Linked DNA regions of Homo sapiens: region 1 is linked to region 2. A link is an interaction called in ENCODE POLR2A ChIA-PET data of the cell type or tissue named here. Cell type or tissue: CD4-positive, alpha-beta T cell. All regions are shown on one strand. Each heading gives the region's core, and the rest is flanking DNA. Links, peaks and the distances in the headings are about the cores only. Region 1 overlaps CD96 (CD96 molecule). Region 2 has its middle 6.5 kb from the start of PLCXD2.

Region 1 (7,737 bases), core at 1,787-6,786, 52 kb after region 2:
CTCCTGGAGTTTAAGTTCATGAAGGAGATGGACATCAACCAGACGATCACATAAGCCAATTCAAATGCTAGAACATATTAAAGCAGGGGTAGCCCAGTCAGAATCCCAGGAAAGCTTTCCCAAGGAATTTAGTGGGAGATTGTGGCCAGCGGAGGGAGGGTGGGAGCTTTCAGGCAGAGGGCATAGCCATGCAAAAGCCCAGTGTGTGGTCTCACATGTCATGGATTAGTAATAGCCATGTCTGGCACCTGTCCATTCCAGGGCTGGGCTTTTACAAGCCCTCAGGGGTGTTTTTTCCATGTGCTGAGTTGAACTGGATGTGAGAGCTAGGTGGGGCGTTACCTGCCAAAGTGCATATCCAAGACAAAAGCAGCAGGAGAACAGTGACCAAACTGTGGCACAGTGTGCAGCAACACTGCTTATTTCTTAGGAGTTTTGTTTTGTTTTAAAAAATCCCTTCTTAGAACCTGACCTGGAGATTCTGTAACTATATAAGAACATGTCTGACTGTCTCTTGATATCATGCAGAGAATTAAAAAATTTTATTTGCATTCCTCATAGCCATGTTTTTGAAAGATTCATATTGATCATATATTTCCAGATGTGAGAAAGCTTGCTTTGTACCTTTTGTTTTAAGGCTAAGTTTATATTTCACAACATAGCAAAATCTCTTCAATATTCAATAGTGTGTTCTAAATCATGAGATACTATGTAGGCAAGTAAGATGACAAACTCTGTGATAGGGAGTTGATGGCTTTGTTTGCTGATTGTTTATTCCTTCTTCAATGTAAATGTTTATTATTATCAAATCTTGCAAGTATCCAGAGTTACACTATAATGACCCATGTCTCCAGGAAATAAGATGAAATTTAGAGGTAAACACTACTTCACACAAAATGTTTTGTTTATACTAGCTCAGAAATGGCCATGAGGTTACATGAGGAGGTTTGAAGCCTTCCTGGCTCATTTCTATTTTAACTCTTTAAAAATTTTCTCACTAAAATAAAAAAAAACCCACCCTTTTATGCTATCACTGGAAATTCAATTAAGTTAGAAGACAGCTCCAGTCAGTGCTGAATTGAGTGGGCAGACAGAAACATGTTCTAAAAGAGCTAATTCTGGTCATCTCCATGTGACATCATTAAGCAGAACTGAATCTCTTAACCTATACTCTTGCCAGTCTTCCTAGTGACCTAACTGCTAGAGAAAGGAAAGGTAGAGGAAGGCTAGAAGACCTATGGTTGATTAACTTTTGGGAAATACTGAAATATTTTCCAAACAACATAGATTTTAAAAATAATTTAATATGGACCTACTATATGCCAAATAAAAGAAGCAAGTGAGCAGTTGCAAAGTAGCATAAGTGGAGCATAAAGAATAAGCTGGTAACTTAAAAAAAAAGCGAGGCCGGGCGCAGTGGCTCATGCCTGTAATCCCAGCACTTTGGGAGGTTGAGGCGGGTGGATCATGAGGTCAGGAGATTGAGACCATCCTGGCTAACACGGTGAAACCCCCGTCTCTACTAAAAATACAAAAAATTAGCTGGACATGTAGTCCCAGCTACTCGAGAGGCTGAGGCAGGAGAATGGCGTGAACCTGGGAGGCGGAGCTTGCAGTGAGCTGAGATCGTGCCACTGTACTCCAGCCTGGGCAACAGAGCGAGACTCTGTCTCAAAAAAAAAAAAAAAAAAAAGAGAGAAATAAATTTGGTCATTGTTTCCTCCTTCAAGGAATTAAAAATTACATATAAAGGTCTTGATTTATTTTGAGATGGTTTTTGCTTACTAGACTCTTAATCATGACATTTCTTCTCAAACTGGACAGTATGAGTCGTAGCTTCATTGTTGTTTTTTATGCACTTTCACATTTGATTCTCCTAATAATTGTATGAACTAGATAATGTTACTCTCATTTTTTTAAGACAAGGAAACTACTACAGAGGTGAAATTGTCACGGGATCCTTGAGGTCTTGCTTTGCCAGCCAGAAATTCTGTGGCCAGTGGCACCTTCTGCCTGAGTATTGCTCACACTTCTGGGCTCATTCCACCCACTTGGTTTGGCAGGCTGTGCTTGGTCTGTGCTACCAGCCTGGATCCCACACCTGCCAAGGGTGAGCCAGGTGCAGAGCAGCAAGGGGTGTGTGAACGAGTGAGCGTGGGGTCTGGCCACTGCACACAGCCAGGCACACTGGCTGCTGAGGCAGGGTGGGAATCTCCAGGCTCCAGCATGGGTGCCGACTCTGTGTGATGCTGCTGCTGGACCAGATGTATGGCAAGCAGTTTCTGCTGCAGGCACTGGTGTCTGGACAAGGGGAACACTGTGGCACCAGAAAGCTTGGAGATGCCAGGAACTGTAGAGCTCCAAAGAGGGTTTTACAGCCCTGGCCTGGGAGGCCTTAGGTCTGGGCTCCCTGAAGGGCCACAGCTCTTCTCTCCTTCTCATTGCTTGCAATGTGGTGAGCAGGTGGGAGGTGTGTTTCAGCTGGGTTTGTGTTACAACTCTTTCAGTCCCACCATTCAGTAGGTCCCAAGTTCTTGTCTCGCCCCCAAGAAGAACGAGGTATGCTGACAACTGGAGGGTGAGCAAGGTGGAGAGGAGCTTCACTGAGCCACAGAACAGCTCTCAGGAGACCTGAAGTGGGTAGTTCCTTTCCATATGCAGGCTGTCCCAATGAGTGTCCAGCTCTCAGTGGAGAGGAGACCTGTAGTGGGTAGCTCCTTTCTGCAGGCAAGTTGTCTGGATGAGGAGACCCATAGTGGGTAGCTCCCTCCCACAGCTGGTAGTCTTGACTTCTTTCTGAGTCTGGCTGAATCCCCGGTTTTTCATGGGCTCAGAAGGGAGAAAGTGCATGGTGATTGGTCCATAGATGGCCATAGGCAGGCCAGGAAAAAGCACTATCCAATTGGCCCAGTGGTCATCGATGAAGTTATTACTCATATCCATGGACTTCACTTGGAACTGGCAGCCTGGCTCCCAGGCTTCAGGCCATGCCTGGCCTGAAGGTGGGGTTTCACTGGGGACCTACACCTTTCCATCCAGGAACCTAGTCAGCCTCCCACTGTCATCATGCCTTCCATAGCCCAGGCTGTTTGCACCAAATGGCACCTGCAGGCCTGCACCCAGCTGCCCTCAGCCCATCTCCACCTGCTGCCTCCTTCCTGTGCTCCTTGGCGCCCAAAGTCTGGAGGGGGCCAAGGTGGGGGATTGGTGTGTCAGTGCTGCCCCAAGTGTGCACACACCTGGCCAGGTTGTGACAGTGCCTGGGCTGAGCCTCATCTTTGCTCTGAAATTGGAGCAGGTGCTGGGAGTGGGAAGAGTCCAGGGGGTGGAAGCAGGCCCTTCTGAGCCTGCAGAAGCGGGGGTGTTCCCAGGCCCTCAAGAGAGCAGGGGTGTCAGGGTCTGGAGCCACAGCTGGGTGGCTGCAGCTGCCCTGAAAGCCCAGGGCTCCTGCCTTGCCAAGTCAGTAGGGGGCAGGCTCCCTCCTGTTCTCAGCCTCTACGGGCTCAACAGTCCCAGCCAGGCCTCCCTCACTACAGCTGGCATCCCCACAGCAGCTAGTCCAGTCGGGCAGCTGCTGCCATCAGAATGACTTGCTCTAGGCTACAGAGCCAGTAGGTGGCAGAGACAACAACTGAACCCAAGGCTGTCTGACACTAAAGACTATATTTATTCCATTCTGGTAGCCTTATAAGTGTAGTTAGCCTTGCTGCAGCATGCATCATCATCATCAGGGCCTAGCCACGGAAGAGCTCACTCATGATGTCTAGCACGCAACCACCCAGAATAGCAGGCCTTTGATAGCTTCTCTTCCTGTCCCACCACCACCTTTCAGCTTCCTGTCCCACCACCACCTTTCAGCTTCCTGTCATAAGGCTACCCAGACATCAGCCCTAGCCAGATGGCTTTTCTTTAGGGAGATATCCTCTGCATTCCCTAAAGCCTTCCTTTGTTAATCTCTTCTTTTTTATACTTAAAAAAATTCTCCATTTAAAAAATATTTACTGAATTATCAATACTTATTGGTAACCATGTGTTATCATTGTTCTAGGTGATACAGCTGTATCAGTAGACAAATAAGATAAAAAACACTGCCCTCATCAGATTTACTTTTTTTATGTGTGGAGAGGAGCCAAACAGGTAACTTATAGACGGTGTTAAAATGTGTTATGGAGAAAATACAGCCAAAAAAGGGGAACAGGAAATGGGGTGGGAGGCAGCTGCAATTTAAAATATGATGGTCATGGAGTACCTCATCGAGAAGGTGACATTTGAACAAAAATTTCGAGAAGATGAGGGTGTGATCCATGTAGATATTTGGGGGAAGAATTTTTCAGGCATAGGAAGTGAGGTTAAAAGGCCCTGAGATGAGAGAAATCCTGGTATGTTGAAGAAACAGCTAGGAGGCTAGCTTGGCTGAGCAAAGCAAGAGAAAGGGAGAGGGCAGTCGTGGGGGATATATCAAGTAGGGTATAATGTGGCTTTTCATGCTAACTGTAGATTTCTGCTCATCTTTACTGCCCACTTCCCTCCTCCCCTCACTAGATGTTGGTCCTTGTGAGCCTGGTTTTGTTTACATCAGTATCTATCTCAAGTAGATACATAATTCTAAACCTAGATTATTTGCTTTCATTCTAAACCTAGATTATTTTTATTAAAACACACATGCACGCAGACACACACATACACACACACCCCTTAGACAAAGACAGACTGGTCAATCAGCCACTCTATTTCCTACCTTGGGTTCTTACTGTATTTCCAAATGGATTTAGAGGTTCTAATAATAGAATACAACATGTTGACACTTACTGTGAACCAAGTGCTATAGAAGGTATTTTGTTTGCTTAGTCTCTTCTGTTGCTTTTAATCACCCTTAGAAGAAGGAACCACCCACGTGAAAGCTTTCCCTTTTCTGCATTCTCCTGTCTCCCTTCATGTTCCTCAAGCATCCTCACCTTTGGCCAATGCTTCTAGAACTCAGTGTTTATCTTCCATCCATCACACTATTGCTAAGAACTACAGCTTTCTGTGGATCCTCTCAGTGGGTTAACCATCACCTCATCATGTTTGCTTCATTTTCACTGTATTTCCTTTAACTCTTCAATGGTTAATGCAGAACAAAATTTTTAAATGGAATACTTGTACCTTCATTTCAGATGAGGTTCCAAAGGTTAAGAACCATAATACAGGGCACAAGCCACCTCACGTTGAAAGCAGGGTTCTAGCCCACCTATGCAGGACATGCGAGGCAGTGTGGAGTGGGACCTGTCAGTGGTGGTCCATCATCAACCTCAAAGCTGTGTGACGGGGTGGGAGCAGACTGGCTAAGAGTTCCTTTGAAGGGTCCTGTGCATCAGGCCCTCCCTCATGGAGAAGATGAAGAAGAATCCGCTCCTTCACTTTAGACCAAGCGAAGTGTGGATCTGAGAGAAATACTCATATCTCTTGACCTGTGTGTCCTGGAATTTAGGACAAAGGGGCATGGTGCCTTACTCAGGCTGGAGAGGCTGCATTAGGAGTCCATGGTTGGTTAGTGGCTCTGAATGGGCATGGAGAAGAGAGACAGGGCCACACTGGTGAAGAGGAGCACTTCCCCCATAGAGTAGGCAAAGGTGCACATTTTTCCAGACATAATAGGGTGCCATGAAAAGAATCTCACTCAGGAAGAACACCTAGAGGAACAAAGAAGCCCCCAAGAGGAGCTGACCTTCAGAAGTTTAGAGGCTGCAGAGAGAAGGAAGCAGAAGACCAGAAGAGAGGCATGGCCTGCACCAAGGGACAGCAGCCATAGGACAGTCAGGGATTTCTGAAAAATCTGCCAGAGTGCCCCATGAAGTCAATATGGCAATTTTTATTCTCCTCATCCAGAGGACACCTAAGTCAGATTACATCCAGCCTATTAAGGAAGTTCCTTCCTTACCTACCTCTCCCTCTTCTTCTTACGCCATTCCCCATAAAGAGGGACCCAAGCCAGCAGCTAGGAGCGGAGGAGAGGATGAAGCCAAGTCAGGGAATCAGAGACATTCCCTGTCTCTTCCCTACCCCCACCTCACATATCCCAGCGTTTCCAAGTTGAGTTAGAGCCACACTTGGGGGAAGGAAGAGGAAAGAAGTTCTGGACTAAATTAACTTTTTTGAGTTTTGACATTACATTTGACAAGAGTTTTTAATTATTGACACAGGTCTGTTCTTGTGGCTGAAAAGGACCAGATGACATTTATTATATGGAAATCACCAAAAAAGCCAAATAATCTGTCTGAAATTTCTTTTAGAGGCCAAGAAAAAATTATTCAATATATCTCATTTGAACAGAGAAGAATGGAAAAAGTAAAAATTATTCTTTGCTAACCTACCGGTTTAGCTTATTTAATCAACCAAGTACAAAGGTAAAAGTTATTTGTAAGTTTCAAGCTGCTGGTTAACTTATCTGGTTAGTCAGACTCTGCTATCTAAGGTTTTGCCTTATTCCAATGTAAAACTGAACCTAAAAATTTAACTTATTGTCTCAAATAGAAATATTTCCATTGGGCCTTTCATTCTATCACTATAGCACCTATCGGCATAGCACAGACTTAGACTTAGCCATCTAGTTTCTGGACAAATGTGTAATTGCTCTCCATCAATTCACCTGCAGCACAAAGAGCCTTTAAACACAGTAGTGACATTAACTGGACAATATAGGCCTTCAACTACATCTAAACACATTTGAATCAGCTTCATCATTTGAATCAGCTTCATCATTTGAATCAGCTTCATCAATCTGTGTGGTCAGGATAACGTGGGCACTGACCTTCAGCCCAGCATAAAGGAGACATGAGGTGTGAAACCTAAACCTAAATCTAAACCCTGCATAAAATTTTTCTCATGTGGGAGGCAGATTGTTTGGGGCATGTGCTGACTAAATGGGGAATAATAATGTGTATTGCTGGATTACTGGTCCAGAAAGGGTTTCAGGACTCCCTTGGGGAAGATGACAGTAAGCAGGACAGAGCTCATCACGCATCATGTGGTGAGCTTGTAGATACTCAATAATTATGAAATAAACTGAAAAATAGGTCAACTGATAGCTTTTACCCTGAGGAATCTCACCCCAAGGGGAGTAACTGAATAGATGAATACCCAAAGTAAACTAGTCATCAAGAAGGCTAACCTTGACTTACAGGTGACAGATGTAGAAAAAAGAAAAATCCTTTTAACAGTCTGCAGAATGTTGTGTGCCCCAGGTGGAAGGTGATGAAAAAGATACAATAAACAGAATTTCCCAGGATTCAAGGAAAAGCATTGGAGTTTTGTATGGATTCTGTAGATTCATATCTACAGTGAGAATTATATGATAATAGTGTTGATGGCGGGGGTGGGCTACAGATGCAGGAGGGGTTTCTCTAATTTATTTCCAACTGAGGAAATGTTATCTTCACTCTCAGATGCTGCATGTCTCAGGAAAACACTGGTCTGAAAAAGGGAGAGATTAATATAAGCATAGGTGTCATGTTTGACCTTTTCCTAAGACCTATAACAGCTTCACACTAGAAGGGATTTATTCAGTGTCTAAAGACATTTATTCAGCACCAACCATGTACTCTTTGAGGCAGCAGGACTCAAGGTCTGAAGTCTGTCTGGGCTCAATACTGGCTCATCTACTTTCTGCATGACTTTGGGTGAGTTATTTAACCTCTTTGTGCCTCAGTATCTTCATCTGTAAAGTGGGATAATAATAGTACCTAAGTAATTGTGTTG
Region 2 (7,737 bases), core at 1,417-6,416:
GGAAACCAAATTACCAGTGGGATTTTTCTACTATGCTATAGGAGTATAGGGAAAAATATTTTTTAAGTAAAAATTAATATTTAGAGTTTGGATAATTAATATTTTTATACATTCTATATTATGACATCAAAAGAAGAGAACTCAATTACAGTAGGACTGAAATTTTGAAGTAAGTAAATTTTAATGAATAATTACAACCAAATGGAGTGCTTTTTTTGTGTGTAAATCATTCTGGTAGGTCCTAGGAGTGGAAGAAAAGTGAAATGATCCTTAGATAATATATAATCCAGTAGAAAAGAGAGTCAAATATGTGAATTACAAATTGTAATATCAGGGAGAATGAAGGGATAACAGAGACACACAAATGGAGGATAATAAAGTGGTATATATTTTGATGGAGGAAGAGCCAAGGGATGCACTGTTAGAGGATGTGGTATTCAAACCAGGTCTTGAATTCTGAGAAAAGTTTTGCTCATGGAAAATGGGTAGAGGGTTTTGGCATGGGAGAGGCATATGTAGCTGGGAAAACAGAGGCAAAGCTATGACAATGAATGATAGATGTGAGAAACAGAAAATATACTAGAGTGACATATGAGAGAAGTGGGAAATATTGTTCATTTACTCTCATTTAATCTTCACATGAGCCCAATGAATTAGATACTATTACTGTTCCCATTTTACGAAGGATACTGAGGCTTAGTGGCTACATAACGCTGTCCAAGATCTCATAGCTAGTGAGTTGCATAGCTGGGACTCCAGGTCTCTTGATCATTGTGTCAAGGGCTTCCCGTTACATGTTACCTGTTATTGTAAACCTGGTAAAGGCTGTTTATGACCAAAGCATATTAAAGAGTTGCACTTTTTTTTTCTATTGACAAAAATGGCCATTGCAGGTTGAGAAAGGGAGTAAAATGATTCACATTGTACTTTAGGAAGGTAACTATGGCAGAATGGAGAATGCTTGGGGGAAATAAAGAGTCTTTCAGATAAATCACTGAAACCAATTATCTAAGCAATGAAAAGTGAGAAAAAATGCAAAGACCTGGCACATAGAGACTAAACGCATGGCTTTTCTGAACTCTGATGCTTGGCTCCCCAACCCTACTTCTCACCCCAAGGACCTGTAATTCTAAGGCCTGAGTGGGTAGCTTCCCTATCTCTTAAATTATTTTTTATTACTTGAACACCTCATCAAACTGTTCATCCATTTTTATTGAATACAACCAATCTCATTTATGTAAATACATATGCAAATCTGTTTTCTGGAAATTTTTTCTCCATTACACTCTTATTTCCCCAACCATTCCCCATTCTGCCATAATTATCTTCCAAAATACAATGTGAATAATTTTGCTTCCCTTCTTAAAAACCTGCAATGGCCTCTCTTGTCAACATAAAAAATTTTCCAAGCTTTTAAATATGCTTTGTTCATAAACAGCCTTTACCAGGGTTACAATTATAATAGGTGACATGTAATGGTAAAGACCCTGCTGGATTCCTGAAGAGCTGACTATAACCTTAGCCCTCTATTTGGAGACTCCCTTATTGTTTGAAATGTCTGTACTTTACAAGTGGTTTGTTTTGTTTGGATTCACGTGATAAATGAGTAGTGAGGATCCCAGATAAAGCACCAAAACAGCTTGCCATTCAGACATGTGTAGTTGGCAGGATAAGCCGGCCTGATTTTACTTGATTAAAGGCACCCAAAAAGCCTTGGAGGAAGCATATTGATTTAATGATATTGGGACCAGGGCTGTCCCTGGTCCCCAGAGCTAAGCCCCAGGACTGTCTTACTTCCCAGGCTGTGTACGAGATGGGGAAGGAACAGATCCCAAGCAGAATCAGAACACAGACATGTATTTGGTCGAGGGATATTGCCTAGAGGAGAGTGAGGTTATATGATGCTTTGAGTTCCACAGTGATGCGTCACACACAATTTTTTTTTCTGGCTGGGGAGTGGGGTGGGTGGAAAAGGAATAAGGGACTGAAATGAGGAGCCAAGTAAACGAAAGATGGGATGGAGTAGAAGCTGCTTTGCTTTATGGCCTCGTACCAGTAGAGTTTATTCCTAGTCTTTCCCAAGCTTCTTCACCCAGCTCAAGCCAAAAGACTGTATGATAAAGATCAGAGGAGAATGAGGAGATGCAACCAACATAGGTGGTGCTGGGACGTGACGACAGCAGCAGCAATTACCTCCAGGAAGAGTGACATCATTGCAGCAACTGGGGATCTTCAGGAGCCTCCAAGGAAATGGAGACACTGAGGCACACACTTGTGGACACATGATACAACTTACACATTCCTGACATCAGAAGACAGAGGATTGGGATCCACTTATTTTGTTGATTGGGGTAGAGCCGGAGACTATTGTTTTGTCATTTTTACTGTGACCATTCCCGGATTATACCCAGGTGGTGTGTCCTTGAGAAACTGGGTAGAAGAGAAGCAGAAGCTTAAGCAGGAAGTAGCGTTGTCTATATTACCTCATGCCCACTTGGTATTTATGGCCCACAACTGGGATTCTGTAATGAGACAAGAGTGAACGGCAGCAATGGCTGGCCATAAGATTGTTTCTCCCAGATTTGAAAGCTCGGTGTTCAGGAAGACCCTAAGAGCCTCTGTGCCTTTTAAGTTTATTGGACATTAAGTTTTTCTGGTATGCTTTCAGAAAATTTATTTTAACAGTAGTCGTTACTATAATACTTTTGAGAGGGCTACTAACAAGTGATGATTGTAAAATTCATTTTAATATCCATTCATTTCCGTCTACCACACCACATTCCAGCATCCTCTTCCATTTCTCCTTCCCACGCCACCTCCAATCCCTGAAAAGGAAATTGAGAGGAAATAAAGGCCTCAGAGCCTTTATTTTCTAGCTAGTTAGCTAGTTAGCTGCAAAGTCCCTGATTTAAGATGTTATAGAGCCACCTACTGGTATTCAAGGCTCACTTCAGGCACGTATAATATGTTCTGTCAGTGTCAATTATTCCTAAAAATGCCTGTAGATCACCAGCAACAGGAACAACTAGGAGTTTATGCAATATACAGATTTCTGGATCAAATGCCAACCCTCCTGCATCAGATCCTCTGGGATGGCATCTTTTCCTCCTGTCTTTAAAATGTTCTCCTCAGGGGATTTTTATGTCTCAAATGTTTGAGATGAAGGCTTTGAAATGTCAACAAATTTCTCTTTTTTAAAAAAGTTAAAATAGGTAGAATGGCAGAGTAAACAATTCTTATCCATGCTGCATATAACTTTATGCAATTAGGAAGACTATTTTGGCAGAGATAGTTGATCTCAACTAGCAGGAAAATCAATTGATCTGCCACCCTTACCTTTTTTTTCTCCAGGCTACCACCCCACCCCAAGGTTCCTAGAATTATGAGAATTATGTCTATTATTAGGAGACATTGTTGTATTAATGTGTATATTAGTAATCACTTGAGCTTCAGTCACAACAGAATGACCTCTGTGCATTTGTTATCATTTAACCAATCTAATCTTGGGAATGCATTCTTTTAACAACATGACTCTGCAATTTGGTGTGCCACTATCAATTGGAAATAGCATGATGCCACCTCATCCATGGAGTAAAAATTAGTAATATTATCATTACCTAATACTATCATTCTCTTCCAACTTTTTAAATATTAAAATTACAAGTTTGTACAAACAACCTTAACCAACAAAAATATTTTTTAATAAAGTAAATAAATTTCAATGTAAATAAAAGTAATGAATTTTTAGTGTGTCAACAACTCTCTCTGATCAACTCTCTCTGAATGTTAGGTTGTAGTCAAAAGCCCTTACAAATGCTTCTTGGCCTTTTGATGATTTTGTTTCAAAGGATTCTGATTTGCTTAAGTGTCTGTAGTTAACTCCCCAACTCAGCCACGTGTTCGGCTCTGCCCTTCCTAAACTGCAGAAACTGGTCATGGAGGAAGTTGTAGTTTATCTTAGCAACATCTGCACCCACAGCTTCCTCTTCCTTTGAGTAGCAGAAGTAAAAGAGAAAGTAAAATTTATGCCACACATCTTTCTGTTTCAGCCAAGTATAAAGGAGAATATTCTAGAAGTCAGAGTTAAGCAATATAATGAAGTAGAGGAGGAAGTGAGTTCCTATAACTGGAAGCATCCAAGCCAAGCTTGGCACCAATAAGACAGTAACATGATAGAATTGAAGCACCTGATGCTTGATTGAACTACATGAACTTCACGGTCTTTCCAACCGTACTCTGTTTTTTTCCCTCTGCCTGCTGTAGATACCTTTTGTCTTTGCACAGTTAAGCCTTTCTTTCCTTTTTATTGCCTTTCCTCACTCAAATCTTTGACTTCATTTGCTGTAGTCAGGACTAACAGAACTTCTATATAAATATGGACCTAATATTCTAAAATCATGCGGCTACCAGCAAAAGCTTGAGATTGTGTTTTGGGGAGTACCTTTATACTGGTAACACGTTCTAGCCTCTGGGGACACCTCAACATTTTCTCTACCCTCTCCCCGCATTCAGCACCCAGGATGAGATGCGCTTAGCTCAGGCAGTCAGGCTCAGAAAACACATAATGAAGCTCTCAGAGTGGGAAGTATGAATGACCTGGATGGAAGTCACCTTTAGTGCCTCCATCACCTCCACAGTGGTAGGATTGATGTGTGTGCGGCCCGAGGGCAAAGCTTCTCAACTCTTGCGCCAGATGTGCCCTAATCATGGAGCTGAGTAAATGCACACTCCCCAGAGCCCTGTATGGCAGGCATGACAAGCACTGATCCTGGCATTTCTTTCAAGCTGCATAGTTTGTTTTTGTAAATTCATTCACATTTTGTTACACACACACACACACACACACACATGCACACACACACACAAAATTGATGTTCTGGATGTGCTATGTTTGCCCTGTGGCTTCGAGTCCCTTCTGGCACACGCCTTTATTCTTGGGTACTTGTGACCCCTAATGTGAAAGTCCTAGGTCTGGAAGAAAGGCACCAAGAAGTCAATTAGGCACAAGAAAGCTCTGTTCACTCATGGCCCAGCCAACTTTAGTAAAGTAGAAGACTATGAGTGGATTTGAAACCAAAGCTTGAAATCGTGTCTATTTGCCCAAACCTTAGGCAACCTGGAGCAAACGCTGGTGAAGAATCAAGATTATGAGCCATTAGACTGTCTTCTTAAAGAGAGTAGAGAACTGAAAGCTTCCCACCTAAGCTTAACTCCCTCCTCTTGAGTTGACCAGGAGAAAGTTTCACTTGTAGGGCTCATCCTGCCCTTCTGGTACCGAATGTACAATATTAAAGCCTGATAAATTTACACAGCGGAAGTAGAAGACAAGAGGCCTCTGACTCAGGTCTCAAACTCCTATGAATCTTTAGCCTGCTGAGGTATGTTCTTGCTCCAAGAGTTTTAGACTAAGTTTCCTCACCTGTCTAGACTGGTGTTCTGTGTCTACTTACTTGAGTCTTCACTGATTCCTTGGATCTGTTTTTTTTTTTTTTTTCCTCTGCACCTATGATGCCTGCCTGATTCTACCAATCTGGGCTAAACTTTGAAACTGACTCAGTGGCCTATTCAGCCTAAGGCATCTGCCAAGCTGCCCAGATTTAGGTCCTGACCTCTCCTGGCCTGACTGACATGCCACAATAAAAATCATTAGAAGAAGAGCATTGATTTAAAGTGGATATATTAGTCTGTGATGTGAAGTGAGTCAAAAGAAAAGCTCAACTCACCATACTTGAGTGACAATCACCACCTTTAGCAAATTCTCTGCTCCACAAGGCATTTTTCTTTCTCCTACTCACTCATTTGCCATTTCCTGTCATTCATTCACATGATACTGAATTGAATACTACTTTGTGTCTGGCCTCATCCTCACAGTGGGGGCGTTGAGGAGTGAAGGCAGCTTTCCACCTTTGAGGACATTTGGGTCCAACAGAGTTCACAGCCCGCATTCCCTCATCTTGGAGTGACATTGCACGTTTTGACATAAACATTAAAGCAACAATAGCAAACTGAAAAATTTCATCTCAGTAGATAGGACAGAGAGTATCTTCAAATAGTATTTATTGAACAGATAAATATTGGTCAAGCTGTGTACCCAAAATTTGGGGTGATGGGTAAAAGTCCTGTAGGAGGAGGTTCTGTAGAAGTGATTGCTGAGCCTTCTTCCTGCCCCCGCTCCTGTGTGGGGAGCCCCAAGTAGGAATGATGAGCAGGAGTCTGCCCAGTTCTGCCACATGTGTGGGATCTTGCTGCAGGGACTGCTGTAAACTGTGAATTGTTTCCGTAGTTTCTACTAAAGTAGCAACAAAAAACACTGCCCAAGGGTTTGAGGGAGGAATGAAAGTCTCTTTCTTGGGTGGAGTCTGGAGAAACACAGCTTAGTTTTCTTTGATATGAAATGGTTCAACGGTGAGAGGGTAAGTTTGCTCTGGAGTTTTGGGAAAATCAAAGGGCTCCAATTATCTCCTTAAGAAAGGAAAATTGATTGAAGTTTTGGTGGATCCCAGCCAATACCTAGGGTAGAATAAGACCCAGAAATGATATAAAAACAGCGAACTTATGGGATGAATCCTTGCTTATTTTCTTTCTGAACTTTCAGATTAAACAATGCTCAGAGAAAAGAGAAAGAATCCTGCCCCCCACGCCAATGAAACAGCATTTTGGATTTTGTCATACTGTAAAAAGGTTGCAGTCTTGGAAAAATAGGGTAGTTTTGAGTCAAATTAAGAATCTTTCATTAGGGTCTTGCTCAAGTACTTTTTGTTTAAACTTTCTACTTGGAAATAATTTCAAACTTCAAAAAAAGTTGCAAAAGTAAAAATATTAAAAGACACACACACACACATACACACACACACACACACACACTTATTCCATCTACCTAGATTCATCTGTCTTTAACAATTTACCCCCTTTACTTTGTCATTTGCTTCCATCTCTCTCTGTATGCATATACATGTATATCTATACATGCATGTATGTATGTATAAGTGTATGCATATACATATGCATGCACACATGAACACACACCCTTTGAGGCTAAGTTATTTATATCATAGTCCTTTGACTGCTAAATAATAACTGTGTATTTCCTAAGAATAAAAATATCTCTTACATAACAACATCGGAGTTATAAATACTTTTATCTAGTCATCTGTCCATATTCTAATTTTGTCAGTTGATCTAATAAATGTCTTTCATACCATTTCCCCCCTTCTAGTACAGGATTCAATCTAGAGTTAGGTATTGCAATCAATTGTCATGTCTCTTTAGCCTCCTTTAATCTAGAATATTTTCAGAGCCTTTCTTTATATTGACATTTTTGAAAAATATAGTCCTCTCTCCCTTTTTAATATACCTTTTTTTTGTTTAAAATTTCAACTTTTATTTTAGATACAGGGGTACATGTACAAGTTGCATGAGGATATTGTGTGATGCTGAGGTTTGGGGTACAGATCTTTTCATTTAGGTAGTGAGCATGGTACTTGATAGGTTATTTTTCAACCCATGCCTTCCTCCTTCCCTTTATGCTCTAGTAGTCCACATTGTCCATTGTTTCCATATTTATGTCCAGATGTGCTAAATGTTTAGCTCCCACTTATAAGTGAGAACACGTGGTATTTTTTTTTCCTGTTCCTGCATTACTTCACTTAGGATTTTGGCCTCAAACTACATCCACGTTGCTGCAAAGGACATGATTTCATTCTTTTTAATGGCTGCATAGTATTCCACAGTGTATAT

What was found. Peaks named below come from ENCODE experiments on the same cell type or tissue, not always from the same donor. Only the 100,000 strongest peaks of a DNase experiment are listed, where the experiment ranks them.
Region 1: POLR2A ChIA-PET joins it to region 2 with 10 read pairs; 7 of 35 experiments call an interaction of 5 or more read pairs at or near these places.

The regions. Positions count from the first base shown.
Region 1 is chr3:111,612,539-111,620,275 of GRCh38, reverse strand. All of the region lies in intron 8 of CD96 (CD96 molecule), which reads right to left. Among named protein-coding and RNA genes, the nearest start is that of ZBED2, 21 kb to the right of the region's middle. RefSeq lists enhancers at 2,772-3,272, 3,273-3,773. In CD4-positive, alpha-beta T cell, for the core only: a CTCF peak has its summit at 3,578 (motif pointing right); a DNase peak (open chromatin) is centred at 3,735; H3K27ac peaks cover 1,388 bases.
Region 2 is chr3:111,664,300-111,672,036 of GRCh38, reverse strand. It overlaps a transcript of CD96 not described here. Among named protein-coding and RNA genes, the nearest start is that of PLCXD2, 6.5 kb to the left of the region's middle. RefSeq lists an enhancer at 4,053-4,102. In CD4-positive, alpha-beta T cell, for the core only: CTCF peaks have their summits at 2,743 and 2,943 (motif pointing left); DNase peaks (open chromatin) are centred at 2,916 and 3,936; H3K4me3 peaks cover 543 bases; H3K27ac peaks cover 2,984 bases.